Linked DNA regions of Homo sapiens: regions 2, 3 and 4 are each linked to region 1. Evidence: read pairs that join two places in POLR2A ChIA-PET (ENCODE). Cell type or tissue: MCF 10A. All regions are shown on one strand. Each heading gives the region's core, and the rest is flanking DNA. Links, peaks and the distances in the headings are about the cores only.

The links. Peaks named below come from ENCODE experiments on the same cell type or tissue, not always from the same donor. Only the 100,000 strongest peaks of a DNase experiment are listed, where the experiment ranks them.
Region 2: POLR2A ChIA-PET joins it to region 1 with 17 read pairs; 26 of 35 experiments call an interaction of 5 or more read pairs at or near these places.
Region 3: POLR2A ChIA-PET joins it to region 1 with 15 read pairs; 12 of 35 experiments call an interaction of 5 or more read pairs at or near these places.
Region 4: POLR2A ChIA-PET joins it to region 1 with 37 read pairs; 27 of 35 experiments call an interaction of 5 or more read pairs at or near these places.

Annotation. Positions count from the first base shown.
Region 1 is chr1:15,829,853-15,837,168 of GRCh38, reverse strand. It overlaps SPEN-AS1 (SPEN antisense RNA 1), which reads left to right. Exons shown (of 2, transcript NR_024279.1): 2 at 263-2,954. Among named protein-coding and RNA genes, the nearest start is that of SPEN, 14 kb to the left of the region's middle. RefSeq lists enhancers at 1,001-1,050, 1,281-1,330, 1,521-1,630, 1,196-2,181 and a silencer at 2,071-2,300. In MCF 10A, for the core only: no CTCF peak of the experiment used is centred there; DNase peaks (open chromatin) are centred at 1,218, 2,228, 2,748, 3,678 and 1 weaker place.
Region 2 is chr1:15,946,565-15,953,880 of GRCh38, reverse strand. ZBTB17 (zinc finger and BTB domain containing 17) reads left to right here. Exons shown (of 16, transcript NM_003443.3): 3 at 5,384-5,590; 4 at 6,758-6,946. The coding sequence starts at 5,386. LOC124903855 (a long non-coding RNA gene) reads right to left here and starts at 3,950. Exons shown (of 3, transcript XR_007065486.1): 1 at 3,519-3,950; 2 at 836-1,611; 3 at 1-320. RefSeq lists enhancers at 286-1,485, 2,729-2,778, 3,198-3,985, 4,477-4,646, 5,247-5,356. In MCF 10A, for the core only: no CTCF peak of the experiment used is centred there; DNase peaks (open chromatin) are centred at 1,280, 4,120 and 4,600.
Region 3 is chr1:15,762,169-15,769,484 of GRCh38, reverse strand. FBLIM1 (filamin binding LIM protein 1) reads right to left here. Exons shown (of 9, transcript NM_017556.4): 2 at 4,800-4,989; 3 at 4,252-4,521; 4 at 1,922-2,109; 5 at 855-957. The coding sequence starts at 4,501. Among named protein-coding and RNA genes, the nearest start is that of FBLIM1, 7.0 kb to the right of the region's middle. In MCF 10A, for the core only: no CTCF peak of the experiment used is centred there; DNase peaks (open chromatin) are centred at 3,504 and 4,934.
Region 4 is chr1:15,882,807-15,890,122 of GRCh38, reverse strand. All of the region lies in intron 3 of SPEN (spen family transcriptional repressor), which reads right to left. Among named protein-coding and RNA genes, the nearest start is that of SPEN-AS1, 38 kb to the right of the region's middle. In MCF 10A, for the core only: a CTCF peak has its summit at 4,351; DNase peaks (open chromatin) are centred at 3,662 and 4,212.

The DNA.
Region 1 (7,316 bases), core at 759-5,758:
CCACACCCCTAAAGGACAAGAATGAGGGGAGGCACTGAACGAAGAGGAAGTGCGGTCCACTATGGTTACCACCGCCCAGCTCAATTCGGCAGAGGGAGAAGCAGCTGCGGCCTAGGCCCTCTGCACCCACGCACCGAGGCCGAGGCCAGGGCCCGCCCCGCCGGCCTGAGTGGAGGACTGTGGCGGGCACTAGGAGCCCCACCCCGTTCCAATGAAAATGACACCTTTTAAAACCATTTTGATTTTTTTTTTTTTTTTAAAGGCCGGGCGTGGCGGCTCACACCTGTAATCTCAGCACTTTGGAAGGCCCTGGCGGAAGGATCTCTTGACGTCAGGACTTCCAAAACAGTTGGGCAACACAGCAAGACCCCGTTCCCAGGCTGGGGGCAAAGCCGGGCTCGGTGGCTCACGCCTGTAATTCCAGCACTTTGGGAGGCCGAGGTGGGCGGATCACCTGAGCTCAGGAGTTCGAGACCAGCCTGACCAACATGGTGAAACCCATCTCTACTAAACATACAAAAATTACCCGAGCGTATTGGCGGGCGCCTGTAGTCCCAGCTACATGGGAGGCTGAGGCAGGAGAATCGCTTGAACCCGGGAGGCGAAGGTTGCAGTGAGCCGAGACTGCGCCACTGCACTACAGCCTGGATGACAAGAGACTCCCGTCTCAAAAAAAAAAAAAAAAAGACACCTTTCTTTGGGCTTAGTGAGCAAACATTCTACGCAGTGCCTAATATAAGCCGGCCCAGGCACCACCCAAGCCTTCGGCCAGGACTGTTTTCCCGTTTCGAGAAGGCTCCATCACACTCCACACGGGATCCAGTCAACAGCCGTTCCAAACATGGCGCGGGAAGGGGTGGAAGACAAGCCAGCGCGACGCCGTCCAGCCTCATCCCCGGGGCACAAAGGGGAGACTAATCTCCAGGAAACTCGGGGTACAGAATCGATAACCCCACAAGAAACTAGTTTCCGCGAGTGGGCCTTAAGGAAAAAGTAGGTCGGGCACAAGCGAGCTGTTCAGACGCACTTCACAGCAAAGACTCGCGGACAACACAGCGAGACGAAAACGGCCCCGTGCGCAGGCGCGCGGAAACACGACTAGCGCGCTTCGGGACGACCCCTCCCCCTTCCCTCAAAGGCCAAGGAAGTGGCTCCGACGCGCTTGCGCGAGGACGGAATGTTGAGGGGAGGGGGAATTCTTTCCCTTCATTGTCAGAGAGAACCGCCCCCGCACGGCGAGCGCGCGCGCGCTCACGCACCACTCTCACACTCCGGCGCGCCAAAGGCTTTCCGCTTGGCGTCTCGCGCATGCGCGGAGGGGGAAGCAGTGGCGAAATTGGATGCTTTTTGCTGAGTTTCTCAGAGAAGTTTCTGGAAAGATGGAGCCAAAGGGACGCTGGGGGGTGGGGAGCGCCAGGAAGCAAGCGTTTGAAAGAAAGCGAAAAAACCCAAGCGCACCGCGACACCTCCAACCTTCAAGCCACGGCCCAAGCAGAGCCCAAGGCCACTGAGACCCTCACGCCAGAGAAAAAGCACAGGGACCGCGGCAGCCGCTCCTCCCTCTGCCACTGCTCAGCCCCCGAGACTCCCCAGCACGGGGAGAGGGCAGGGGGTAGCCATGAGAAACCTAGAGCGCTCACTGGACTTTTGCGAGGTGGAAGGAAAGCCGAAACCCGCCCTTTGGAGCCGCCTGTGCGCACGGGCCCCGTCGAGTGGGCTCAGTACGTTAGGACTCAGCGTGGCCGCCAAAGCATTGGTTGGGGGCGTCTTTCACTAATTTTTCCTAGGTTTTCTCTTCTATCGGGCTCTGTGGTCCTTTCACCACCCATCTTCACTTTGGTGGCCTGACGCTAACGCTGCGAGTTGGGGAAACCGTAGTAACCCCGGGCCTGAGGGGCGTCCCGGGCGGCGGTGCTCCGTTTCTTCCAGCGGTTGCCCCTTTAAGAAAAAGCCCCCCGGAGAGGGGCCCGTGTGGCTGAGTAAAGGTGGCGTGCGCCCGCACAAAGGCGCCGCGTTGTTGGCGGGCTCCGGACCCTGTTGCCCCTGGGCGGGGCGGCGTGGGAAGACCGGGGCGCCTGGGCGGGGAGAACGACGTTGGCGCTAGCGGGGCAGGGCAGGGGGAGGGAGTCACGGGATTTAGCAGGTGCTTCTCCGCGACCGAGCGACTGCCATTTTGTGGTGCGGCCGCCGCCATTTCGCGCGGCCGAGGGGCGGGGTGTGGGCGGAGCGGCGGGCGCGCCCGGGCTGTCCCTCGGGGCGGCGGGCTAACGCGGCCGCTTTGTTCTTCGCTTCTCGGCTCGAGGCCCCAGTCTCGACCGCCGACCGCCTCGGAACCGGGCTGCATCCGAGCTGCCACGCGGCGTGTGAACCTTGAAGCGCGGCCGGGGAATCCGCAAGGCGCCGACTCTCTTCCTCCTTGCAAGCCCTTCGAAAGTGAGATTTCTCACCCCACCCTTGCAGGGTGGAGAGAACACGTTTCAAAAAGGGGATGCCTAGAACTCAGCCGTGGGAAGTGCCTGTCTAAAGCCTTGTGCTGGTGCCAGTAGCAAACCCGTGCGCGTGCTCGGCTTTGAGCGATCATGGAGCTCTGCAAATAGCTCAACTGCAGAGCGTGCCCCTTAGAGCTCCTGTGCTGCTGGGAGGCCTCATAAAGGTGCCAAAACCAGGTGTCCCCAGCGGTTGGCCTCTTTAAAAAGAAAAAAAAAAAAAGGCGGAGTGGGATGTCCTTGACGTGCTGAAAGACGGAGTAGAATGAGACGTTGGTTTTCATTGGCTGGCCATTAAGCACGCACTGCGCAACTGTTTTCCAGATACGGGTTTATAGCCCATTATTTATATCGGAGCCATAAACTTGAACAATAGATTGGAATATCTTATTTTTGCCTGTTGAGAATATCTCCCATTTAACTTCTTTTGAAAGTTCAGATGAGTATATAAATAATACATTGACCCAGTAGAATCTATTGTGTGCGTTCCAGCGTCATTTCAAAGAGCTATTGTTTTTCTGATTTCAAAAGAAATATTTAAATGTGAGTCTTTGTGTTTTAATGTTAACCTTGTGGTTCGAAATCAACAAAGCCAGGAAATTCAAGAGAACTGCTGCTAAATTTGTCTTCTTCCTTTGCTTTCGTACAAGGTTTTTTTGTTTAATTTTTTTTAAGTTTTTCTTCACAGCGTGAGTACATAGAAGAGCCAGCCCTTTATATTCTTACTATGTATAATTATAGGGAGTTATTTCAGTAACAGGAGGTAAAGCTCATAATGATAGGATGAAAAGGTAAAAGAACATCTGTTGAAGGAATCGATCAGGATTTGATGGCTTCCAGATGAAAGAAATATCTGAGAAGAGGCTTTTGGATTCCAAATAATTTAGTTTCATTATGACCAAAAGCACTGCATAGAGCTTTAAATTTTTATACCGTATCTTTTGACATCAACTATCCTTTTTTTTTTTTTTTTTTTAAGACAAGGTCTCTGTTTTTTGCAGTAACGAAATCACAGCTCACTGCAGCCTCGACCTCCCTGGACTCAGGTTATCCTCCCACCTCAGCCTCCTGAATAGCTGAGAATAGGCGCGAATCACCACGCTGGGCTTTTTTTTTTTTTTTTTTTTTTTTTTTTGAAGGAGGCTCGCTCTGTCACCCAGGCTTGAGTGCAGTGGATCTTGGCTCACTGCAACTTCCGCCTCGGGGAGTAGCTGGGACTACAGGCACGCCTCAGCACGCCCGGCGAATTTTTGTATTTTTAGTAGAGATGGGGTTTCACCATGTTGGCCAGCATGGTCTCCATCTCCTGACCAAGTGATCCGTCCGCCTCGACCTCCCAAAGTGCTGGGATTTCAGGCATAAGCCACCGTGCCTGGCGCTGGGCTAAGTTAACCTTTTGTAGTGACGGTTTCACCATGTTGCCCCGGCTGGTCTTGAGCGTCTAGGCTCAAGAGATCCTCTCAAAGTGTTGAGCTTACAGGCGTGAGTCACCGCGCCTGGCCTATCCTTCCTTTTGGCGGTGAGAGCTTACAGAATTTTTTTTTAAATGCTGTGTTTTTTTTCTTTTTTGTCTGCACAATGAAAATGAAATAGTGTAAAACTATTAGTTTTAGTGGAAATTTGGAATCTGTTACAGTAGCCTGATAACTCAGGTAAATTATTATGGCTCTAATTAGCTGGGCAGTTTAGATTCGAAGAATGATTGCCCAGCACTTGAACAGACTAGAAGGGTCTGTTTAAACACTCCTAATTCCTGGGGTTCATTTTTATTTATAAAACACATACTTTGGGCCAGGCGCAGTGGCTCACGCCTGTAATCCCAGCCCTTTGGGAAGCCAAGGCGGGCGGATCACGAGGTCAGGAGATCGAGCCCATCCTGGCTAACACGGTGAAACCCTGTCTCTACTAAAAAAAAAAATACAAAAATTAGCCGGGCTTGGGGGCGGGCGCCTGTAGTCCCAGCTACTCGGGAGGCTGAGGCAGGAGAATGGCATGAACCCCGGGAGGCGGTGCTTGCAGTGAGCCGAGATCGTGCCACTGCACTCCAGCCTGGGCGACAGAGCCCAAAACAGATGCTTTATACCTTTAACCATTACATTTAACACAGAAAGCACATACTTTTATTGTACAAAAAATGGCGTTGATTTGTATTTTCTTAAAGAGTGGGTGGTGGCTGGGCGCGGTGGCTCACGACTGTAATCCCAGCACTTTGGGAGGCCGAGGCAGGCGGATCACCTGAGGTCAGGAGTTGGAGACCAGCCTCAACATGGAGAAACCCGTCTCTACTAAAAATAGAAAATTAGCCAGGCGTGGTGGTGCATGCCTGTAATCCCAGCTACTCCGGAGCCTGAGGCAGGAGAATTTCTTGACCCTGGGAGGCAGAGGTTGCGGTAAGCCGAGGTCGCGCCATTGTACTCCAGTCTGGGCAAGAAGAGCGAAACTCTTGTCTCAAAAAAAAAAAAAAAAAAAAGAGTGGGTGGTGTTTGCACAGTTAACATCTCCCTTATGACCAATGGCGTACATTTGCAAAACAGTTAAACAGAAATCCAGAGCTAACCTCCTCCCCCATCCTCATATCGACCTTAAGACTTTTTCCAGCTTCCTAAACCGAAAAAACCCAAACACTGTTGGAACTAGTGAACTTTAAATATGCAGAGAACCATGTTCAAATAAACAGATTTTGAATCACCACAATTTCATGATCTGCCCTAGAGGTGAAAAGGCCTTTGTTTATGTAGTCCTGTATCTCATTTGTGTTTGTCAAGCTAGACCAGACTAGTGAATTCCAGAATTGCCAATTCATTGTTCATGTAGTTTTTCTTTCTTACTCTAAAACTGAGGTGTCTGAATTAATTTGTACCACATTTGTGTTCCCTAAAAGAGGGTAGATGTTAACCAAAACTTTGATTACACCCAGATTCTTAAGACAGTCAAGGCAGTATAGAAATGGTGTGGGCTGGGCTGGGTGCAGTGGCTCAACGCCTGTAATCCCAGCACTTTGGGAGGCCGAGGCAGGCAGATCTCGAGGTCAGAGATCGAGACCATCCTGGCTAACACGGTGAAACCCCGTCTCTACTAAAAATTAAAAAAAAAAATTAGCCGGGTGTGGTGGTGGGCGCCTGTAGTCCCAGCTACTCGGGAGGCTAAGGCAGGAGAATGGCGTGAACCTGGGAGCCGGAGCTTGCAGTGAGCCGAGATCGTGCCACTGCACTCCAGCCTGGGCGACAGAGCGAGACTCTGTCTCAAAAAAAAAAAAAAAAAAAAAAGTAAATGGTGTGGACTAGGCCCCTTTTGCCCATGCCTTTGGATTTGTTCTTTTTTTTTTTTTTTTTAATCCATTGTTCAAGGAAAGAACAGCTTCTCAAGGCAAATTCTGGAATAGAAGAGAATTTAAAACAGCAATAACTTTTTCCTAGTAAAGATAAATGAGGTTCTTTAGAGACTTTAGTAATATGGGAAGTCCTTCAAAATATTTTTGGCTGCAGTTAGCACTCCCACACGGTGTAATAATTTTTTCTCCTTTGAGGCAAAACGTTCAGAGAGTTGGTTATAAAATGCTTCCCTGTACTTCAGAAGTATTGGAGTTCAAGGAACAAATCCTTGCAGCAACAGTATACTTAGAAAAATAGAAACATGGCCAGGCACGCTGGCACATGCCTGTAATCCCGGCACTTTGGGAGGCCGAGGCGGGCAGATCACGAAGTCAGGAAATCCAGACCAGTCTGACCAACATGGTGAAACCCCGTCTCTACTAAAAAACATAAAAATTAGTCAGGCGTGCTGGCACGCGCCTATAGTCCCGGAGGCTGAGGCAGGAGAATCGCTTGAACCAGGGAGGGCGGAGATTGCAGTGAACCAAGATGATGCCACTGCACTCCAGCCTGGGCGACAGAGCGAGACGCCGTCTCAAAAGAAGAAGAAAAATAGAAACACATCTATAAAAGTAAACAAAGCCCCTGAGACATCCAACATTTGTTTGTCCTGCCAGAGTACAAAATGGTCATCCCCAAAGCAAAATTCTATCCTGACAAGTGTGCAGATTATATGAAACCTGTAGATTTATCATGTTGGCATCATGGTATAGTGGCCTAGTTAGACAATATATCAAAAAGACTCTGAAAACTCAGGATTTTAATTTACTTGTTTAACAATTTTTGAGCATCAAACAATGTGCCAGAGCCTGTCACCGGTGTTTAGGTACATCACTGAATAAAAACAAAGCAAAGATCCCTGTTCTCATGGAGCTTACCCCTGGTGGAGGAGAAGGGAGACAGACAATAAGGAAATTAAATAATAAAAGTGGCAAGTGCTATAGTGAAAATACAGTGAAGGATAATAGAGATGAAGCAAGTCTTGCAATTTTAAATGAGGTGGTTAGGATAGGCCTCAAGAAGGAGATGGTTTTACTTTTATTTGTACTTTTTTAGAGAAAGGGTCTCGCCGTCACCCAGACTGAAATGCAGTGGTGTAATGCTAGTTCACTGCAGCCTCTAACTCTTTGGCTCAAGTTATCTTCCCGCTTCATCTCCCCAAAGTGCTAGGATTACAGGTGTGTGACATGGCGCCCCAACAAAGAGATAATTTATGAATGAAGATTTGCAGGAGCTAAGGGAGCAAATCGTGGATATCTAGGGAAGAGACTGCAAAGGGAATCGTAAATGAAAACACCTTCAGGGAGGAGCAAGCATGACTGGCACATATGAAATAGAGGAAGGAAATCAGTGTGGTTGAAATAGGATGGTCATAGCTGGGCGTGGTGGCTCATGCCTGTAATCCCAGCACTTTGGGAGGCAGAGGTGAGAAGATTGCTTGAGGCTAGGAGTTCCAGGT
Region 2 (7,316 bases), core at 1,048-6,047, 120 kb before region 1:
TGTTGCATGCTCACGATATGCCAGGCTCTGTACAGGGTCTTGACCTATGTTACTTAATTTAATCCTGTCACAAAGGAAGTCATACCATTAGCCCTGTTGGCCATTGGAGAAGCTTTGCTGGAGATCACCTGCGGGTGGCTGGTGGAACCCAGATCCAGGTCCTGCTTGGCCTGTCCCGGGAGGCTCTGCTGCTTCCATGGGGCTCAGCCGCCACTGGAATCCCTGCGTCGTGGAGGCAGCAGTATGGAACTTGGCACCAGAGTGGATTTCACGGCCCAAACAGAAACCTGGCTTACTCAGCAGTCTGTGGTGCTTTGGGACTGCAAGACAGATGCAATGGGTTGTGCTTTCTGGGGCCAGCCCTTCCAAATCCCACCCGCAGGAGCCTTGGCGGCTCTCTTAGCTCCTCTGACCCTCGCTGCCACGCTGGGCCTCAAGGCAGCCCTGGTGAGCATGGCCGGGAGTGTGGTTGGGAGCAACCCAGCCTTGGCCAGCACACTCTGTGCCATGACTGGATCAAGTCTGGCAACTGAACCTCACTTTTTTCTTATTAAAATTTTTGAAAAATGGCTGGGTGCAGTAGCACACGCCTGTAATCCCAGCACTTTAGAAGGCCAAGGTAGGCAGATTGCTTGAGCCCAGGAGTTTGAGACCAGCCTGGGCAACATGGTGAAATCCTGCTTCTACAAAAAAAAAAAAATACATTTTTTTAAATAATTGGAATGTTTTCATGTAAATGTATATGAAATATACACATTTAGTTTAAGTAATAAATCCAGGGGACTCCAAGTAAAGAAAGAGAACTCTTCTAGGATCTCAGAAGTCCCCTGCTTACCCTCCCCCATCCAGAGAGAACCGTCATCCTGAACCTTTGGCTGAATCACTTCCTTTTCTTCCTGGTTTTACCGTCCGTCTCAGTTATCTCCTGCTGCACAGCACAGCACCCCAAAACCCAGTGGCATAAGTCATCGGTGAGTCAGTCTTTCTTAGTTGGATGGGTGGACAGGCAGTCGCTTGCTCCCCGAGGTGTTGGTTGAGGCCGTGCGTGCAGCAGCGCACAGCTGGGCTGGGAGGTCCAGGAAAGTGTGTCCCTCGCCACAGAGCATTGGTGCTGTCAGTGGCCTCTCTGCTCTTCTCCATGTGCCCTCTCCCCAGAGCCCCTCCATGTGTCTCCCACTCACACGGGAGCTTGGACTTTCCTCCAGCTCGGTGACTGGATTCCCAGGAGCCACAGCAGAATCTTCCAGGCTTCTTTAGGTTTAGGTCTGGAATTGGCACAGTCCCAGCATCCTGATGTCAGAGTCGTCTCTGGGCCATCCAGATTCCGACAGGAGGGAAACAGACACCGTCTCTCCATGGGAGGCGTGGTGGGCCCTGGCAGGGGAGGAATGGCTGGCCATCCTGAGAGGGGCTCTGCATCATCCGCGTCCGTTCCGCCGTGTCGGTTCTGCCGCGTCTGTTCCGCTGTGTCAGTGTGCCTGTCCGGACTCACACTGCAGGTGTCCTCAGTGCCTCACTTTTTTGTTCCCCAGTGAATTCCTCGTGAGGGAGCCCAGGGCTCTGTGTCCACCTAAGCTTTTGGTCATCAGGACAGCATCCCAGCTCTGACACCTGAGGTGAGGGAGAAAAACTGAGTGACTAGAGGTGTTGGGAAAAGGTGCCCGATTGCAGCTAAGACTTTGTGAGTGGGGGTCAGGTCAGTCTGCATCTAAAATGAGGACTCTGGGCTGCTGGGCTCTGTGGTCTCGTTCTGTTGGCATTTTCTATGGTTCTAAGGTTTTAGGATCTTCCTTAGAAGTTGCTTTAACTAGTGCACATATTTATCGCCCATCACGCAAGGTGAAGACAAGACCACAGACCTTGACACTTGTGCTTGAGCGATGGGCACCGTATTCCAAGGGTGGGGTGGGGCAGGCTGCCTGGTGGGAACAGTATTTCTTCACCCTGTGTTCCCGCACATCTGGGGGCGATGGGGAGCAGCTGGCTGTTGATCTGATTACTGTGGTTAACGTCTCCCCAGACAGCACCTCCTAGCACGTACTTAGGAGGGGATATGTTCCTAGGACCTGCACACCCCTTCGCTCCCAAACCCTTTTCCTATGTCCCTCCAAGCCTGGCCGTCCTGCTGGGTTCCTGTCGCTGAGGAATAGATAAGAGGGGAACTAGGATACAGGCTGGTGATCCCTCCAGAGCAGTTCACGTGGGTTGGAGGTGGGGGACTGCCTAGTTCTAGCTCAGCCCCTCAGAGGGAAGGACCCAGCCGGCCATGCCTCCGTCTCGCCACGGGCCTTGAGAGAGGGGCTGTTAAAGCTTCCCGGCTGGGGAACAGCCTGGGGGACCCTGAGCTCCACTTGCCCTGTGAGGGTGGGGCTTCGGTTGTAAAGTCCACAGTGACACAGTTCTGCGGGTAACACCATTTAGCACTTAGTCCGCCCCCTCCTGGCCCCCTCGAGCTGCTCTTGCACCCCTGGGAGGCCAGTCCCAGATTGTACTGGTAAGCGCATTTCAGCTGCTGCTGATCTCTCTGTGGGTACAGGGCCCCTCCCTCCCTCCCTCTCTCCCTTCCTTCCTTCCTTCTTCTCTCTCCTTTCCTTCCCTTACTTTGCCCATCTTCACTTCTTCCTCCCCCCTTCTTATCATTTCTCCTGTTTTCTTCCCTTTTGGTGCGTTTCTCTGCTGGGGCAGCCTCAGAGGATTATAGACGCCTCTGTTTCTCCTCCTAACACCCGTGTGTGGGAGGAGCCCACTTCTGGGCGGGCATCTTGCATTGGAAAAGTGCAGTCAGCACGGTGGAAAATGTTGCTCATGGGCACACAGCTGCTCTCTTGGCGGGTGGTGGTATGTGGGGGGCTGGGCCACCACCCACCCTGTCCTTGGGGCCTTTACTATTTTATTATCTAGCGAATGTGTCTTATCTAATCTATCTAGCTTACCCATCCATCCATCCATCCAGTCCCAGGACAGCTGTATGGCTGGGCGGGGCTGCGCTTGCCAGGAAGCCCCAGGGCACATGGCCACAGGGAGGCTCATCCCAGCCTTGGGCCCACACAAGGGGATTGATCCTGTCCCTCCCCTTGGCTAGGAGTCTCCTCACATGTCTCTTCCCGGCAAGTCAGATGGTTTTCCTGCTAGAGGGTTCTTTGTACCTCTGGGGGTTCAGCTGATGCTCCCCAGGTTGTTTTAGCACCTGGGTGGCTCAAGTTTCGGGTTGGCTCCTGGGGAAGGTGAGGAAGCCAGGCACACAGCCTGGAGAGAAGGGTTGGGCCTCACTTGCAAGTTCCAGATGGGCTGCTTCTGAAGCCAGTTGAGGATTTTGCCCTGTGTGGGCCCTGGTATTCCCCTCTTCTGCACTTGGGGCTCCTGGGTATGTAGGGGGTGACTAGCAATTGAGGCCCAGGGCTTGCCACCCACACACCTGTGTGCTCACGTGACCTTTTCCACAGCCAGGAGAAGACAGCTCTAGGGTTGCCGTGGCCTGGGCCCACCTCGCCCCTGCCTTTGGTTCCTTCTGCACCCACCTTGCCCTTTGTGCCCTTCAGGTCTTGATCCACAAGCTGGACATTGGTGCCTCCCCATGTCCAGTGCATAGGAGCAGCGCAGCCACGATTCTCCCTTGCGTTCCTTCAGGTCACAGATAGGAACCTGCTGCTTCCAGGGACTGAGGACAGGAGAGAAAGGCCTCTGTGCTTTGCTCCAGGTGGCCGTGTGCTGCTGCCAGCCACTTGGTGCACTTGGTGCGGGGCCAGCTGCCCCAGGGCCTTACCTCCTGATTTCGGGGCTGGCCCTGGCTCTCCAGTGCTTACACTTAGGGCTCTAGCCACAGCCATTTAGGAATGTCATTGAGAGAGCCAAAGCCTGCGCGGGGATGTGTAGGGGGAGGGAACAGCTGTTTCTGGGCCTCTGGCAGCAGCAGCAACGCTGAACTTGTGGCTCGGAGGCTGGTGCGCTGTGGCTCATGCCTGTTGCCACTGCCATGCTCCCCGTTATTTGTTGCGTCACTTCCCCCCGCTCAGCAGATACCCCCACTTGTGAAAAGTTTCCAGACATCACGTGGTGGGAGGCCTTGGCGCCCTTCAAGGCCGACCTGTGCTGGTGTGAGGGGCGTGGCTTCCTCCGGACTCATCACAGCCCGACAGCCATGCATGGCCACAGCAGCTTCAGAGCTGCGGCAGTGATTCACCCCCCAAGATGCTGATGTCACAGGGGAGTGCCTGAGCCGGGGCAGAGCTGCCGAAACTGGGGGCGGAGAGCCCCAAAGTGTCCCTCTCACCTGCCCAGAAGCCGGGGAGCCAGCCCCGTGCAGACTCAGGCCTCAGAGAAGAGGAGGAGTAGGCAGAGAACTCACTACCCCTTAGCAGATCCTGGGCCAGGGCGTGACAGCCGTGCCCAGTTGAATCTGTCTAATGTGGCCCCAGACAGTGGGTGTTGATTTTTCTCTTCAAACATTCTGAAATGGGTTCTTTCTAGAAAAGAGGGCCCGCTTATTTTCCCTAGACAATTGCTGATGTTGACGCCCACTCTGGGTGGTGTTGGGGCGGGAGGGAGAGCTGTTTTAGATAGTTACTTAGTCACGGCTTGTGCGGTTCAAGACTGCTCGGCACTGGGCCATGGAATTTTCCTGAGCATTTTCACTTGTGGGATTTCCAGGCATTAAGTGAGGCCCTTGACAGAGAAGTTGTGGCCAGGTCAGCAGCTCTTGGGGTCAGGATCAAAGTTGTTTCTCCTGGGATGGCCACCAGGACACAGGTTTCTGGAGTCAGAAGACTCCGCAACTCTAGGTAGTTCCCATGAATCAGAAAGAGAGGGAGAGCTAGGCTTTGTCGGGGGATGGGGTACGTGCAGAGCCTGAGAGGGGCCGAGTTCTGCAACACTGGCTGATGAAACACCGTCTTGTCTTCACCTGTCCATGAGAGAATGAGAAAATAGGAAAGTTTTCTTAAAGACCAACATGTCCAATTGAAACATCTGTCCTTTATTCTGAGATTGTCATGCATTCTTTTTGTAACAAATGTTAAAGTGACCATGTCGTTTCATTTTTGAAATGATGACACATTTCAGTGTTCTGTATTTGTTCCCTTTTTTGGCTTTTTCATGTTATTATCAGGCTGAATACGGAGGCGGCTGCCTCGTGTTGGTGCCCCAGTGCTTTTTGGTTTGGGCCACTTTTCCTGGACAGTAAACCCAGGAATACAGGAGCCACCAGTTGGTTGAGTTTGGCTTGCAGGGGGTATCTGGACTGAACTGCCCTTTTGTGGCAGAAATGCCCTCACTTGTTTTAATTCTGTCTTCTCCATGGTGCTCGCCTGGGACTTTAGGAGTGACTGTTGAGCGTGTCTGACGTCCTTTCTCCGTGCTAACCCCAACGCCCTTTGGCTTTCTTCAGCCATGGACTTTCCCCAGCACAGCCAGCATGTCTTGGAACAGCTGAACCAGCAGCGGCAGCTGGGGCTTCTCTGTGACTGCACCTTTGTGGTGGACGGTGTTCACTTTAAGGCTCATAAAGCAGTGCTGGCGGCCTGCAGCGAGTACTTCAAGATGCTCTTCGTGGACCAGAAGGACGTGGTGCACCTGGACATCAGTAACGCGGCAGGTACCCCGTCAGGGCTGGGGCTGAGCTTGCTGATAGCCAGAAGCTATGGCCGGCCCTGTGCCATGCTAGGCCCTCCAGGGGCAGCACCTGCAGGCTGTGGGATGCAACAGGCCTCCCGCACAGGCTTCAGGCCATGAGCAATTCAGTACTAAGTTCCTCCCACCTTTTGGGGGCCTGTTTTGATTGGTAGTGGAGTGGTAAGGGGAGAACGGGCAGGAAGGGCTCATGATGAGCTCTAGGCCGCAGTGAACACAGGAAAGGCCTCATTGGGAGGGGCAGAGAGTAGGCAGGCTCTATGCCCTCTGGCCCCTTTCCGTGGCAGAGTCAGTCCTGAAGCATCTACCCCAGTGCTAACTAGAAGCGTGGGGAGAGGTGATGGGGAAGGCCTAGGGGCTGGGAGCAGTGTCAGGAAGACCTTGGGGTTGTGGAAGGAACTGGTCCTGGATTCAGACTCCCAACCCAGACTGACGTGACATGCCATGAGAAGGTATTATTCTCCCATTTTATAGATGTGGAAACTGAGACCCAAAGAGGTCAGTGACTGGCCTGGAGGTCAGTCAGATAGAGAGTTGGTAGCAGAGCCCTGATGAAAGTCAGGTTGGAGTGTCCTCCACTGGTGAAGTGTAGCGGCCAAATAAGAGGGTGTGGAGGGCAGGTGTTCACAACATCCGTCCTCAATGCAGGGTGGGCATTCACACCTCTGTCCTCATCCAGGGCAGGCATTCACACTCTGTCCTCCCTGCAGGATGGGCATTTATACCCCCGTCCTCTGTGCAGGGTGCATATTCACACCTCCTTTTCTCCATGCATGGGCGGCATTCACAGCCCATCCTCCTCCATGCAGGGCGGACAGTTGCACCTTCTGTTCCCTGTGCAGTGTGGGCATTCACACCTCCTGTCCTCTGTGCAGGGTGGGCGTTCACACCTTTTGTTCTCTGTGCAGGGCAGGCATTCAGACCCTCAGCGAGCACTTCTTTTCAAGGGCTGTTGGTAGTGCTGAGATCCCCCAGGTTACCTGCCTCCTCTCCACAGAGGAGATGGGGCGATGCAGGCTTGCCACTCAGCTGTTCCTAAATCCCTGCGTCCTGCTGCTGAGTGGAGTGGTGGGGCAGGCTGCCGGTGCCGGATCTTGAGGTGGGTCTGTGACAGCTGTCCTGTCCTTGGTAGGCCTGGGGCAGGTGCTGGAGTTTATGTACACGGCCAAGCTGAGCCTGAGCCCTGAGAACGTGGATGATGTGCTGGCCGTGGCCACTTTCCTCCAAATGCAGGACATCATCACGGCCTGCCATGCCCTCAAGTCACTTGCTGAGCCGGCTACCAGCCCTGGGGGAAATGCGGAGGCCTTGGCCACAGAAGGTAGGTTATTGGCAGCTGCTCCCAAGCAGATGGCCAGAGACCTTGGCTTTTGATGTGGGCTCTGCCTCTGACTTTCTGGGTCTCAGTTTCCTCATCTGGCCCTGCCTCGGTTGTGGGTGCTGGCAAGGGTTAGCCTCAGGTCTGAGGGTGGCCTCTCTGCCTGCCTTTCCCCTACAGAGCACCCGGGAGCCGTGCCTGGTTCAGTGCCTTTGCACACGGGCAGGCTCCTAAACCCTCCTGCGGGTCTGTTCTCCTGAGCCCCTCCTTCCACTTCCCTTAGCTGCTAAGATAAAAGCCCTCAGATGCCCACTATGGGCCAGGTGCCTTGCTGTAGACTTCCAGAGGCTGCGTTCCTCCCTTTCCTAGTGCT
Region 3 (7,316 bases), core at 1,342-6,341, 68 kb after region 1:
ATTTTTTTGAGACGGAAGCTCACTCTGTCACCCAGGCTGGAGAGCAGTGGCGCAATCTCAGCTCACTGCAACCTCCGCCTCCTGGGTTCAAGAGATTCTCCTGCCTCAGCCTCCCGAGTAGCTGGGATTACAGGCACACACCACCACACCCAGCTAACTTTCGTATTTTTAGTAGAGACAGCATTTCACCATGTTGGCCAGGCGGATCTCGAACTCCTGACCTCAGGTGATCCACCTGCCTCAGCCTCCCAAAATGCTGGGATTATAGGCGTGAGCCACCACGCTCAGCCAGGAGCCACTTTATATTCTGATGTGTGACCAGCTCTGAGATGTACGAAGGAAAGAAAGTGAACAGCAGAAGAGCCTAGTTTGCTACTTATGGAAAAATGGGGGGAGGGAGCAGGTGGACACATATTTGTATTTGCTCGTATGTGCATAGTGTCTTTGGCAGGATACATGAGAGCTCAATGACAGAGGACACCCATCTGGAAGGAAACCGGGTGGTAGGGGGATGGGGCAGGTTGCAGGCTTCTCACTGTGTCCCCACTCATGCTGTTTATTTTGCACTGTGTGAGGGCATTAGGTGTTCAGAAAATAAAATAGTGAGAAAAAATTCAAGACATTTTTGCTATCATAGCAAACTGCAGACTAACATTTTAAATAGAATTTAGGTATAAAGGGAAAAAGGCTAAAGCAATACAAATTAAATGGATGCCGAACTACAAAGCCCATCATTGTTAACATGAGCTGGGGTGGGGATGGGAAGAGGGGTCCTCACTCTCTTGGTTTCTACCTGGAAGCCCATGCTGGCCCCATGAGATCACCCCAGTATCCTCTCAGCCCTGTGCACCTACCTGTGGATGCCCCTTTCTCAACAGGTTCTGCCGGGGGAGGTGGCAGCTCTTCCTCCATGGGCCTGAGGGGACCGGGCTGGACTGAAGGTCCCTCCGCTGGGGCCTGTGGGGATGCAGACGGGGAGTCATCCAGTGGGACCCCATGCAGCCCTCCCAGCTCTGTTCCTCATCTGGGTGGTAACAGGTACAATTAGCCGCATTGTACCGAGAAGGAAACCAAGGCCCAGGGAAGCAAGGGACCTGCGTAAGTCTCTCAGCAGGAAGGTCACAGTGGCAGCTGACTGGGGTCCCTCAATCAGCCACTGCTCCTTGTCCTACTTAGAAGGACTCTCCTGCAACCAGGCTTCCCCATGGATGCTGGACTGAAGTGGACTAAGCCCTTGGCCTGTGACGCCCCCCATTTCTACACAGCCTCTGTTAAGGGCCCAGGGTTAAAAAACAGGTTCCTGGCCAGGTGCAGTGGCTCAAACCTGTAATTCCAGCACTTTGGGAGGCCGAGCCATGCGGATCACGTGAGGTAAGTAGTCTGAGACCAGCCTGACCAACATGGTGAAACCCTGTCTCTATAAAAGCACAATAAATTAGCCAGGCATGGTGTGGGTGCCTGTAATCCCAGATACTCAGGAGACTATGGCAGGAGAATCGCTTGAACCTGGGAGGTGGAGGCTACAGTGAGCCAAGATCATGCCATTGCACTCCAGCCTGGGTGACAGAGCGAGACTCCATCTCAAAAACAAACAAACAAACAAAAATCCAGGTTTCCTATGCAGCCTAAGGGATTTAGGTCGGACTCAGGGAAACGTCTTCCTCAGAGCTGAAGGAGGTGTCTGCGGCAGGTGCAGCAGCGAGGCAGTGGCATCCCTCTCCAGGGACCCTGAAACACTTAACCAATTTTTACCTGCCTAAATAGGGACTTCTGAGAGCTTCAAAGAGGGACTGCCCCCGAGCAGAAGAATGCACCAGACAAAGTCCAGGTTTAGAACCCCTGAATGCCCAGAAGGCCCAGACTCCCCGTGCCCCAACCAAGGGGACCAAGGGATTGCTGGGGGTCGGGGGGCAGGCAGTACCTGTGGTGGGGGCGGGGGCGGGGACAGGTGCAGCTGCTCTAAGTCTGCAATGAGTGAGGCCCCCATTGGAGCAGGAGCCTCCTCTTCAGAAGGCAGAAGCACTGGAGGGGGCGGTGGAGGGGGTGGGAGGAGGTCCAGGTCAGGAAGCACGTCCTCACCATCCAGGACAGGAGGAGGGGGTGGGCATCCTGCAATGGGGGAGGAGAGAGGGCTGGTCAGAGCCTCCCAGGTGGACCTGGGAGGGTTTTACTTACCTACATGGCCATACAGAGGGAAGCTGAGGGCCCCGGTCGGGATCACCCCGGCCTGGGTTCCATGTCTAACTCTGCCACTGATTTGCTGTGTGTCCTTAGGCAAGAAACTTAATCTCAGGCCAGGCACGGTGGCTCATGCCTATAATCTCAGCACTTTGGGAGGCCGAGGTAGGCAGTTCGCTTGAACCCAGAAGTTCAAGAGCAGCCTGGGCAACATAGTGAGACCTCAACTCTACTAAAAATTAAAAAAAATGTAGCCAGGCATGGCAGCACAAGCCTGTAGTCCTAGCTACTTGGGAGGCTGACGTGGAAGGATCACTTAAGCCCAAGAGGTTGAGGCTGCAGTGAGCTTAGATCACATTACTGCACTCCAGCCTGGGTGACAGAGCCAGAACCTGTCTCAAAAAAAAAAAAAAAAGCCGGGTGCAGTGGCTCACACCTGTAATCCCAGCACTTTGGGGGACTGAGGCAGGCAGATCACCTGAGGTTGGAAGTTTGAGACCAGCCTGACCAACATGGAGAAACCCCATCTCTACGAAAAACACAAAATTAGCTGGGCGTGGTGGGCATGCCTGTAATCCCAGCTACTTAGGAGGCTGAGGCAGGATATTCACTTGAACCCAGGAGGCGGAGGTTGCAGTGAGCTGAGATTGCGCCACTGCACTCCAGCCCGGGCAACAAAAGCAAAACTCCATCTAAAAAAAAAAAAATTAGGCTGGGCGCGGTGGCTCACGCCTGTAATCCCAGCACTTTGGGAGGCTGAGGCGGGCAGATCACCTGAGGTCAGGAATTTGAGACCAGCCTGGCAACCCTGGTGAAACCCTGTCTCTACTAAAAATACAAAAATCAGCTGGGTGTGATGGTGGGCGCCTGTAATCCTAGCTACTTGGGAGGCTGAGGCAGGAGAACTGCTTGAACCTGGGGAGCAGAGGTTGCAGTGAGCCGAGATCGCACCACTGCACTCCTGCTTGGGTGACAGAGCGAGACTTCGTCTCAAAATATACACACACACACACATACACACACACACACAAATTAGCTGGGCCTGGTGGTGAGAGCTTGTGGTCCCAGCTCCTTGGGAGGCTGAGGTGGGAGGATTGCTTGAGCCAGGGAGGTTGAGGCTACAGTGAGCCGTGATCACACCACTGCACTGCACTGCACTGCAGCTTGGGTGACAGAATAAGACCCTGTCTCGAAAAAAAAAAATGCAAATTCTCAGGCTCCACGGCAGATCTGCTGAATCAGAGATACTTGGGGTGGGAGCCTGCGGCTGTGCTGGAATGGACCCAGTGACTGTGTTGGTACAGGCCCGGGTGATGCTGCTGCTGACTCAGCGGAAGTGAGAGAAAGAGGCTCCGATGAGCTCACGGAGTCAGGAACCAGGTCTTGGAGAGGCAGTAAGAGTGCTGTGGCCTCTCCCAGTGCCTGCCTCCCGGTGCAGGGCCCATAGGCTATGATGGGCGGGCAGGAATTCAAGAGAGAAGCAGGGGGACCCGAGGCCACAGGGCAGGTGGGCAGAAAGGGGGTCCTGGACCCGCTCGAGGATGACTCTGAGAGGACAAGTACTAAGCAGATGGCAGATGGCAGCCTTCGGTGTAGACGGCTTCAAGCAGCTGGCAGCATCCCCAGGGCCCGGGGCCAGCCTTTGTGTCCTGCAGTCAGACCAGGCGCATGACCAAGCTGGTCACCTAAAACTTATCTCACTTCAGGGAGACTGAACCCCAAGATCCCCGTGCTCTGCTTGAGGGTATTAAATTGGCAGACGAAACGGCCAGCCAGCCATGCTGACCAGTGACAGGACAGCCCTTCCCAGGCAAGTTTGATCTTGTTCCCACACTCCCAAGATCCTCTTCCCATAATCCCAATAACCCATGAAAATGTCCCGGAAATTCTGACATCTAGCCTCTATTTCCCGGGCTCCCTTGCCCACCCAGAAGGGGCACATCTTTTTGTTTCCCGTTGATGTGTGAATTTTGTCAGGATGAATAATGAATGAATGAATGACGCTGGAGCCTGCCCTTTCCTCCCCACCTCTGCCTCTGACGTGGTCTTCCCCAAAGTCCCCTCAGCTCTTACCTCCATTGAAGAGCTGCATAGGTGCAGCCGGCACTGTGGCTGCAGCTCTGCCAGGGGTTGTCCAGGGGCTGGGCCTCCCCGCCAAGCCAGCCTCGGGTGTCTTCATGGGGGCAGGAGCCTCCCAGGGGCGGCCACGCCGGGCCTCACAAACTGCCTGCCTCACTTCCTCCGCCACGGCCACATCGCGGCGCGGGGGTGCCAGGGTGATAAAGACAGACGATGCCACCCTCTTCTCAGGCTTTGAGGCCATGGCTTCAGCTCCTGGTGTGGCTAGGGACAGAGTGGGGTACAGCACAGGATTGCCACCCAGACACACAGCCACCCTCCCCCGAGAGGAGAGAGCCTCCCTCCTCCCAAAAAGACAGGCCAGCCACCCTACCATCTCAACAACTCAGTCCAGCACCCAGCCCAGCCAGAGAAGGGGTGGGGGTGTCCTGCTGGGGAAGACAGGACCCACCAGGGAACTTGGCCACAGGGGTGAGACCCAAAAGTCCTGACTGCCCCTCCCCCGAACCTGCACACCTAGGGGAGCAAAGGGCAGCCCTCACCAATGATCACTCTTCCTTGTCTCACACCCGCGAGGAAGGAACAGATGCTTCAGCTCCCAGCCCCAGCAGGGCTGACTTCCGTTCCCAGTCTGGAGTCCCGCCTGCCTGCTGGGCCACACCCCAAGTGACCTCCCTCACCTGGGATCAGATTCTCCTAGAAGGGCTGAAGTCCTGGAGGTTCAGGCCAGCTCTGCTTTGGGAGGGAAAGAGAACAGATCAGGATCTGCCAGGGCGTCAGGGCTAGGCTCCGGCGGCAGAGTGGGCAGGGCACAGTGAGAGCTGCCCTCACCAAGACCGGCTCTGCCCTGAGCATGTTATACTCATTAACTCATAAACACTCACACGTTATGCTCATTAACTCATAAACACTCACAAGGTGGCTGCAGGGCAGGCACTATCATCACCCACCTAACACATCAAGAAATCGAGACTCAGAGAGAAGTCACCTGTCCAGGGTCACACGGTGGTGAGGTGGCACTGGAACCCAGAGCCCATGCTCTTGGCCACTTTGCTCTGCTCTGACCTTTCTCAGCCCTGCACATGAGCCAGCACCCTCCTTGCTTGCTTTCTAGTGCCAGACTCTCTCACTCCACCCAATCTCCAAAACCTGGGTCCTGGTTCAGGCCTGGGCAGTGGGCAGGGGGCAAGGGGAGAGATGGGGAGGCTCCATGGCCTCTGGTCTCACCTCCTAACCCTGATCTTTCTAGAGCATCAATCTCTTTCTCCTTTACTCAAAAACCTTCCATGGGCCGGGCATGGTGGCTCACAGCTGTAATCCCAGCATTTTGGGAGGCCGAGGCAGGTGGATCACTTGAGGCCAGGAGTTTGAGACCACCCTGCCAACATGGTGAAACCCCATCTCTACTAAAAATACAAAAATTAGCCATGCGTGGTGGTGGGCACCTGTAATCCCAGCTACTTGGGAGGGTGAGGCAGGAGAATCGCTTGAACCTGGGAGGCCGAGGTTGTGGTGAGCCAAGATTGCACCACTGCCCTCCAGTCTGGGCAACAGAGCGAGACTCTGTCTTTTTTTATTTATTTTTATTTTTTGAGACGGAATCTTGCTCTGTTGCCCAGGCCGGAGTGCAGTGGCACGATCTTGGCTCACTGCAAGCTCCACTTCCCAGGTTCACGCCATTCTCCTGCCTCAGCCTCCCGAGTAGCTGGGACTACAGGTGCCCGCCACCACGCCCGGCTAATTTTGTTTTTGTATTTTTAGTAGTGATGGGGTTTCACCATGTTAACCAGGATGGTCTTGATCTCCTGACCTCGTGATCCGCCCACCTCAGCCTCCCAAAGTGCTGGGATTACAGGCGTGAGCCATCGCACCCCGGTGAGACTCTGTCCCAGCACTTTGGGAGGCAGAGGCAGGTGGATCACCTGAGGTCTGGAGTTCGAGACCAGCCTGGCCAACATGGTAAAACCCCATCTCTACTAAAAATACAAAAATTAGCTGGGTGTGCTGGCGGGCGCCTGTAATCCCAGCTACTTGGGAGGCTGAGGCAGGAGAATCACTTGAACCCGTGGGAGTGGAGGTTGCAGTGAGGTGAGATGGCACCATTGCACTCTAGCCTGGGCAACAAGAGCGAAACTCTGTCTAAAAAAAAAAAAAGAAAAAAAGTATGGCTCTCCACCACCTCAGGATGAAGTCCAACTGCGGCAGCCTCAGCCTCTTTGAGCCCCTGGACCACTCGCCCTTCCTATGTCCTCTCTCTTGCCTTGCAGTGTTTCTTCTATGGTTTTCCTGTCCTGCCCCCACAGGGTGAATTTCAGCTTTCTCTTAGAGGCCCAGCTCAAACATCACCTCTTCCACAAGGCACCCCCCGATTCCTGGCCCTCTCCAGGGGCAGTTTCCTGCTGCCAAGGGTGGACGAAAGCGATGATAGCCCCAGGGCAGGACAGGCTGGCTCACAAGCTCACTATCAATGCGTCTGACCGGTGTCTGCATTCTTTGTGTGCCTAGAGGATATCAGAGCGCAGGCATCAAAACCCAGATCTGGCCACCCGATGGCTCACGCCTGTAATCACAGCACTTTGGGAGGTAGGCGATCACTTGAGGTCAGGAGTTCAAGACCATCCTGGCCAACATGGTGAAACACTGTCTCTACTAAAAATACAAAAATTTGGCCTGGCGTGGAGGCTTATGCCTGTAATCTTAGCATTTTTGGAGGGCAAGGTGGTTGGATCACGAGGTAAGGAGTTCAAGACCAGCCTGGCCAAGATGGTGAAACCCTGTCTCTACTAAAAATACAAAAATTAGCTGGGCATGGTGGCAGACGCCTGTTATCTCAGCTACTCGGGAGGCTGAGACAGAGAATTGCTTGAACCCGGGAGGCGGAGGTTGCAGTAAGCCGAGATTGCACCACCACACTCCAGCCTGGGCAACAGAGCAAGAGTCTGTCTCAAAAAAAAAAAAAAAAAAAAACAAATTAGCCAGAAATGGTGGCATGCACCTGTAGTCCCCAGCTACTTAGGAGGCTGAGGCAGGAGAATCGCTTGAATCCTGGGAGGCGAGGT
Region 4 (7,316 bases), core at 1,552-6,551, 52 kb before region 1:
AACGAACTCTGCAAAGACATTTTTAAAGCTATTTCACTTACTGTTTTGTCTACCTGGACATAGGAAGTTTATTTATAGTACAAAGTGGATTTGGAAAGATGTTCTATAGGCCGGGTGCGGTGGCTCATGCCTGTAATCCCAGCACTTTGGGAGGCCGAGGCGGGTGGATCACCTGAGGTTGGGAGTTCGAGACCAGCCTGGCCAGCATGGTGAAACCCCAACTCTACTGAAAAATACAGAAATTAGCTGGGCATGGTGGCAGGCACGTGTAATCCCAGCTACTTGGGAAACTGAGGCAGAAGAATCACTTGAACCCGGGAGATGGAGATTGTAGTGAGCCAAGATGGCGCCATTGCTCTTCAGCCTGGGCAACAGAGTGAGACTCCATCTCAAATAATGGGGAAAAAAAAAAGGTGTTCTATAGAGATATCATAATTTCTAGCACCAGTAAACTCCAGTAGCATATAACTTAATGAATAACTAATAAGTAAGTAAATGACCAGAGAGTGCTCTTTCCATTTTCTCACACAGGAATGGACAGCAAGACTACCCTTTGAAGCCAATTCAGTTTGTACTCTAAGACACAGATTGATAGAGGGGTGCTTGTATAAAGAATAAAACCTCAGCTAATTCTGAACTCCAGGAAATGCTAATGTTGGCCAGGCACGGTGGCTCATGCCTGTAATCCCAGCACTTTGGGAGGTTGAGGTGGGCAGATCACTGGAGGTCAGGAGTTTGACACCGGTCTGACCAACATGGTGAAACCCCATCTCTACTAAAAATACTAAAATTAGTTGGGCGTGGTGGCACATGCCTGCAATCCCAGCTACTCAGGAGGCTGAGGCAGGAGAACTGCTTGAACCTGGGAGGCGGAGGTTGCAGCAAGGCGAAATCAAGCCATTGCACTCCAGCCTGCGTGATAAAAGCAAAAAACCCCGTCTCAAAAAAAAAAAAAAAAGAAAAGAAAAGAAAGAAAGAAAATGCTAATGTTTATTTTAAAATGAGAATTCCTACATTTTCCTTAATTTCTGGACACGCATGATTCCTTGTTTGGGGCAAGGTAAATTTGTGCCTTGGCTTCTAAGAATGACCATAGAGAACTTCCAAGTACAAACACCCCAAAAGAGATATAAGGAAAGAACAAGATCACCTAAACTGCAATGAGTAAAGTTTTACCATAAGTAAAAATGATTGGCCGGGCGCAGTGGTTCATGCCTGTAATCCCAGCACTTTGGGAGGCCGAGGCAGGTGGATCACCTAAGGTCAGGAGTTCAAGACCAGCCAACCAACATGGCAAAACCCTGTCTCTACTAAAAATACAAAATTAGCTGGGCATGGTGGCGCATGTCTGTAATCCAGCTATTCCGAAGACTGAGGCAGGAGAATCACTTGAACCCAGAAGGTGGAGGTCGCGGTGAGCCGAGATCGCGCCATTGTACTCCAGCCTGGGCAGCAAGAGCAAAACACTGTCTCAAAAAAAAAAAGAGTTTACATACTTTGGCTGGGTGTGGTAGCTCATGCCTATAATCCCAGCACTTTGGGAGGCAAAGCTGGGCGGATCACCTGAGGTCAGGAGTTCGAGACCAGCCTGACCAATATGGCGAAACCCTGTCTCTACTAAAAATACAAAAATTAGCCAGGCGTGGTGACGTGTGCCTGTAATCCCAGCTACTAGGGAGGCTAAGGCAGGAGAACCACTTGAACCTGGGAGGTGGAGGCTGCAGTGAACCGAGATCATGCTACTGCACTTCCGCCTGGGCAACAGAGCAAGACTCTTGCCTCAAAAAAAATAATAAAATTAAAAAAAAAAAAGAGTTTACATAGTTTGCTTCCAAGTCAAACAAATACAATTTGACATGGCAGTTTTTATTTTTAAATTTGTTGTTTTCAGGAGGCTGAGACAAGAGAATCGCTTGAACCCAGGAGGTGGAGGTTGCAGTGAGCTGAGACAGCACCACTGCACTCCAGCCTGGGTGACAGAGTGAGACCCCGTCTCAAAAAAAAAGACAAATAAATAAAATAAAATAAAATTTGTTATTTAAAACTTTAATCTGCGTAATTACTTGTTATTATTTTTAATTTTGGGGTTTTTATTGAGACGGAGTGTCCCTCGGTCACCCAAGCTGGAGTGCAGTGGTGCAATCTTGGCTCACTGCAACCTCTGCCTCCAGGGCTCAAGCGATTCTCCTGCCTCCGCCTCCCGAGCAGCTGGGATTATAGGCGTCCACCATACCACCATGCCCAGTTAATTTTTGTATTTTTTTCGTAGAGACTGGTTTCACCATGTTGGCCAGGTTGGTCTCGAACTCCTGACCTCAAGTGATCCACCCGCCTCAGCCTCCCAAACTGCTGGGATTACAGGTGTGAGCCACCGTACCTGAAGGACTTGTTTTTTTTTTTTTAAGAGATGAGGTCTTGCTATGTCTCAAACACCAGGCCTCCCACATCAACTTCCAGAGAAGCTACAGGAACATACCATCAGACCAGGCTTGACTTTCTGATTTTTAGCAACATTAAAAATTTTTTTCGGCCAGGCACAGTGGCTCACGCCTGTAATCCCAGCACTTTGGGAGGCTGAGGCAGGCAGATCATGAGGTCAGGAGATCAAGACCAGAAGATCGAGACCATCCTGGCTAACATGGTGAAACCCAGTCTCTACTAAAAATACAAAAAATTAGCTGGGCGTGGTGGCGGGCGCTTGTGGTCCCAAGCTACTCGGGAGACTGAGGCAGGACAATGGCGTGAACCCGGGAGGCGGAGCTTGCAGTGAGCTGAGATCGTGCCACTGCACTCCAGCCTGGGTGACAGAGCAAGACTCCGTCTCAAAAAAAAAAAAAAAAAAAAAATTCAGGCCAGGCACAGCTCACACCTGTAATCCCAGCACTTTGGGAGGCAAAGGCAAGCGGATAGCTTGAGCCTAGGAGTTCAAGACCAGCCTGGACAACACAGTGAGACTCCATCTCTACAAAAAATACAAAAATTAGCCCAGCGTGGTGGTGTGTGGCTGTAATCCCAGCTACTTGGGAGGCTCAGGTGCAATGATAGCTTGAGCCCAGGAAGTCAAGGCTGCAAATGTGCAAATTACCACTGCACTCCAGCCTGGGCGACAGAGCAAGAACCTATCTCAAAAATCAACCAATCAATCATCCAGAGTAAATTAAAACCCACAAGACATCATGTCATGTCACAACTTTGCCACCAAAACCTATTTTAATTCCTTCCACCTAAGAAACCAAAATAAAAAACCTCAGTACAACCTAATTGGTAAGAATGAGAAGGGGTGAGAGGGACAGTTCTTTATTTCAAATGGACTAACCTAACTAAAAGCAACGCTCCTGGGGACTTTGGTAATAAACTCCTTGTCACCAAATGCTGACCATGTTGTGATGTGGCCAAGCACTGGCAGTGCAGAAGCAGTTTTACAGAAGCCGTAGCTTCTAAAAGGTAGAAGACTAAAAGTTACCATTAAAGCAAGGGTTAATAACAGAAAGATGTATTAAAAATAGAGTTTGTACCAGCTTGCAGTCGGGCGTTCACCCTGGCTAGATCTGAAATCCTCCTCTCCAGGAACACTAAGGCACAGCCGTCCTGCCCCTCCCACCGCCTGGCCCAGTCACCACGCAGCAGCCGGGTCCCTGCGCCCCGCCCCTGGACTGAGGGCTGTGGAGAAACTCTGGCAAAACAAGGAAGCCTCCGGGAGGTGGCAAGCAGCCAACTCAAACTGGATGGTTCCAGTTTAGGCTGGTTCGAGTCACAAACAACAGTTCCTATTTTCCCCCACAATATTCAGACGCAGGGGCTGCCCAGATGAGCGCTTCTCATCTGCTTCCAGAGCTAAGGCTACCTGGTTCTCATTCCTCTGCAGTCGAGCATCCTAACTAAAAGCAAGGTTCCCACTTCAGCAATATGGGTCAGCCCAGTACTTGTTTCCAAAATGGAATGCCTATTCTGTACAAGACCCTGCAGCTGACAACACCTACACATCTAAAACAAAAACAAAAAAACAAAACTTTACTAAAATGCTGTATTTGACCAAAAAAGGAAATCCAGAAAGGAAACAGACCTATTTACAGGTATCCATTATGAGAGCTATGCCTACCAGAACAATTAAGTAAGTACTCTTCCATTTCCATATTTAGCACAAAAAAGGCTTGGTTGGCTAATATGACCCCCTAAAACAGAAGGTTGTGTGTTGCTTATTGCACAATAACAAACGATGCAAGCAATACAGGAGCCAAAAAAAATAATGTGTTTCCAAACTGTGGGCTCTTCAGTGACCTCTGCAGTTTGTCTGCCACTGATGGGAAAAAAAGGGTTTTTTTGGTGTATTTCTTGTCCAAAGCACACACTGCTGAACATTTATTCCATGCTGCTAAACAGTACCAAAATAGCATTAAGCAGGGAACAAGCAAATGCTTATTCTTTTGTAAAGTATTTAAGAGAGCCGCTCAAAATGAGGCACGACCTAATGTTTCTCAAGTATTACAGACACTAATATGCCTGCTGTTCTTTTTCTTCCCTAACCCTTCCAAGTAGGTAACTTTTTAAAGAATTTAGATACACATATTTTAAGGAAAGAGCATACTTAATCATACACAGTCAATAAAACCATTAATTGGCTCTTACAGGAGTCCATCACAAAGAATAATTATAAACGTCAAGATAGAAACTCCACGTACACTTCCTCTTGTATGCTTAAAAAGAAACTTCATGTAACAGTTGGAAAGGTCCAAAGCAATGAATATGTTTTAATCATAACACTAATTTTCAGCAAGAAATTCTCCCTTTTGAAACCTCTAGACGATCTAAAAAAGTAATAACGAAGCAGAACAAACTAATTAAAATCAAAGAATGGGCTGGGCGTGGTGGCTCATGCCTGGGCAACAGAGCGAGACTCCATCTCAAAAAAAAAATAAAGAATCACAAAGCTACAAAACAAAATTATATCTACCACTGAATCCAGAAATTATTTGCCTATTCATTATTATAGGTAACTTTGGATAATAAATCAGACAAATTTGTTTCTATGATCATCACCGAAAAATGATCACTAATTATTAATTTGTTTAATACTTTAAAACACTGACTTTTAGGCCAGGCTCAGTGGCTCATGCCTGAAATCCCAGCACTTTGGGAGGCGGAGGCAGGTGGATCACTTGAGGCCAGGAATTTGAAACTAGCCTGGGTGGTCAACATGGCGAAAACCCATCTTTATTAAAAAATACAAAAATTAGCTGGTGGCACAACCTGTAATCCACCTACTAGGGAGGCTAAGGCAGGAGAATCGCTTGAACCTGGGAGGCAGAGGTTGCAGTCAGTTTAGATTGCACCACTGCACTCTAGCCCGGTGACGAAGTAAGACTCTGCCTTTAAAAAAAAAAAAGAAAGAAAAAGAAAAACAAAAGGAAAAGGAAAAGGAAAGGAATTGACTTTTACTTCATATATATTTTAAAACTGCTGCTATGTCTGGCAGTTCCCAGCACATGCCACGTATCATAAGAAACTGTACAGCCAGGTAATAAAATTAGCATTCCTTCTCCCAATTGACACCTGAATGCACATACCTGTTTTTAAAAAAAGAGAGAGAGAAATGGAAGGTACATTGTCACTTTGATACATACAATGCCACCATTCTTAATGGTTTTCCTCACCTTTATAGCCTCATCCACATTCTTTCACAAGACTACAAAAATGACAGCATTTTTGAAAAATTTTCTACTTGAACTTGGAAGAAAATAATTTCTCCTAACTAAAATAAGTTAACTGCAAAATCTCCTCAAGAAAAGACAAAAGGATATGTGAGTAAAATTCCCCCTCTAGGAAAGAAACTATAATATCTAAATTGTTCATGATTTGCAGATTTGGTCTTTACAGAAAAAAAATGCTTCTTATTAGACTGCAGACTTTCATGCTTTTTTAAGTTAAAAGGGTCATATTCCTTTTTATTACCTTATATCTGTTGTTAAAATCCAGAATTCATTAAATATTCTAATTACTGTTAACCCATAAAACAAGCCGAGCGCTGTGGCTCATGCCTGTAATCCCAGCACTTTGGGAGGCCAAAGCGGGCAGATCACAAGGTCAGGAGATCGAGACCATCCTGGCTAACATGATGAAACCCCCATCTCTACTAAAAATACAAAAAATTATCCGGGCGGGGTGGCGGGCGCCTGTAGGCCCAGCTACTCGGGAGGCTGAGGCAAGAAAATGGCGTGAACCCAGGAGGCGGAGCTTGCAGTGAGTCGAGATCACACCACTGCACTCCAGCCTGGGCGACAGAACAAGACTCTGTCTCAAAAAAAAAAAAAAAAAAAAGAATCTTAAATTGTCTAACATTAGGAAAAAAAGTAATAGGGTTATAGATAACTTTTGATATACTTTACTCAGCATATGTAATTAAAAAAAAATATACAGACAGGTTGTGCAAAGAATACCATCAGTAATAAGAAATACTTTCATTTCCCTTTCAATTAAAAAGTAAATTGTTTTAGGCCGGGCACAGTGGCTCACACATGTAATCCATTTAGCCAAAAAATTAGCCAGATGTGGTGGCGCATGCCTATAGTCCCAGCTACTCAGGAGGCTGAGGCGTGAGAGTTGCTCCACCCGGGAGGTGGAGGTTGCAGTGAGGCGAGATCACACCACTGCACTCTAGCCTGGGCAACAACACAAGACTCTGTCTCAAAAAAAAAGAAAAAAAGTACATCGTTCTAATGCAAAGCTAACACACTGGAGAAGAGAGAGACATAAGACTTTCCATATCTTAACATGGCAGAAGAGCTGAAAAGTTTGGTTACTTGAAGTTCTTCTATATGCTTTCCTTGTTACTTTAAGCAAACACCACAAAGGGTTTCACATGTCTGCTTCCCCGCCCAGGAACTGTGTGTGTGTCTTTCTTTCCCCCATTCCTGTTCCCAAGCTTCTCCCTTATATCTTCTAGCTTATGACAATGCAAAGTAAATTTTAATAATGTAACAACTATATAATGAAAATGTGAGAAATACATTTTTTAAAAATCAGCTCATTCTAATTTTTAAAATCTATTTAAGAAGAAAGCTTGCTCTAAAATTCCAATCTCTGGTGGGTGCAGTGACCCTGTCACCCATTGCCTCCTTTCCCCTCTCTCTTCTGGGAAGAAGGGGGTTTCCTGCTGAGGAGGGAAGGGAAACTTCATCCTAGCCCCATGACTCAGACTTGGTTGGACCCTGGGGGAACCAAGAGCCCCAGGGGGGCTGTGGCCTGTGATGCTGCCAAGCAGAGCCATGAGGGCCTACCAACCTACTCTTCTGCCATCACTCTGAAACTTGAGCATTACC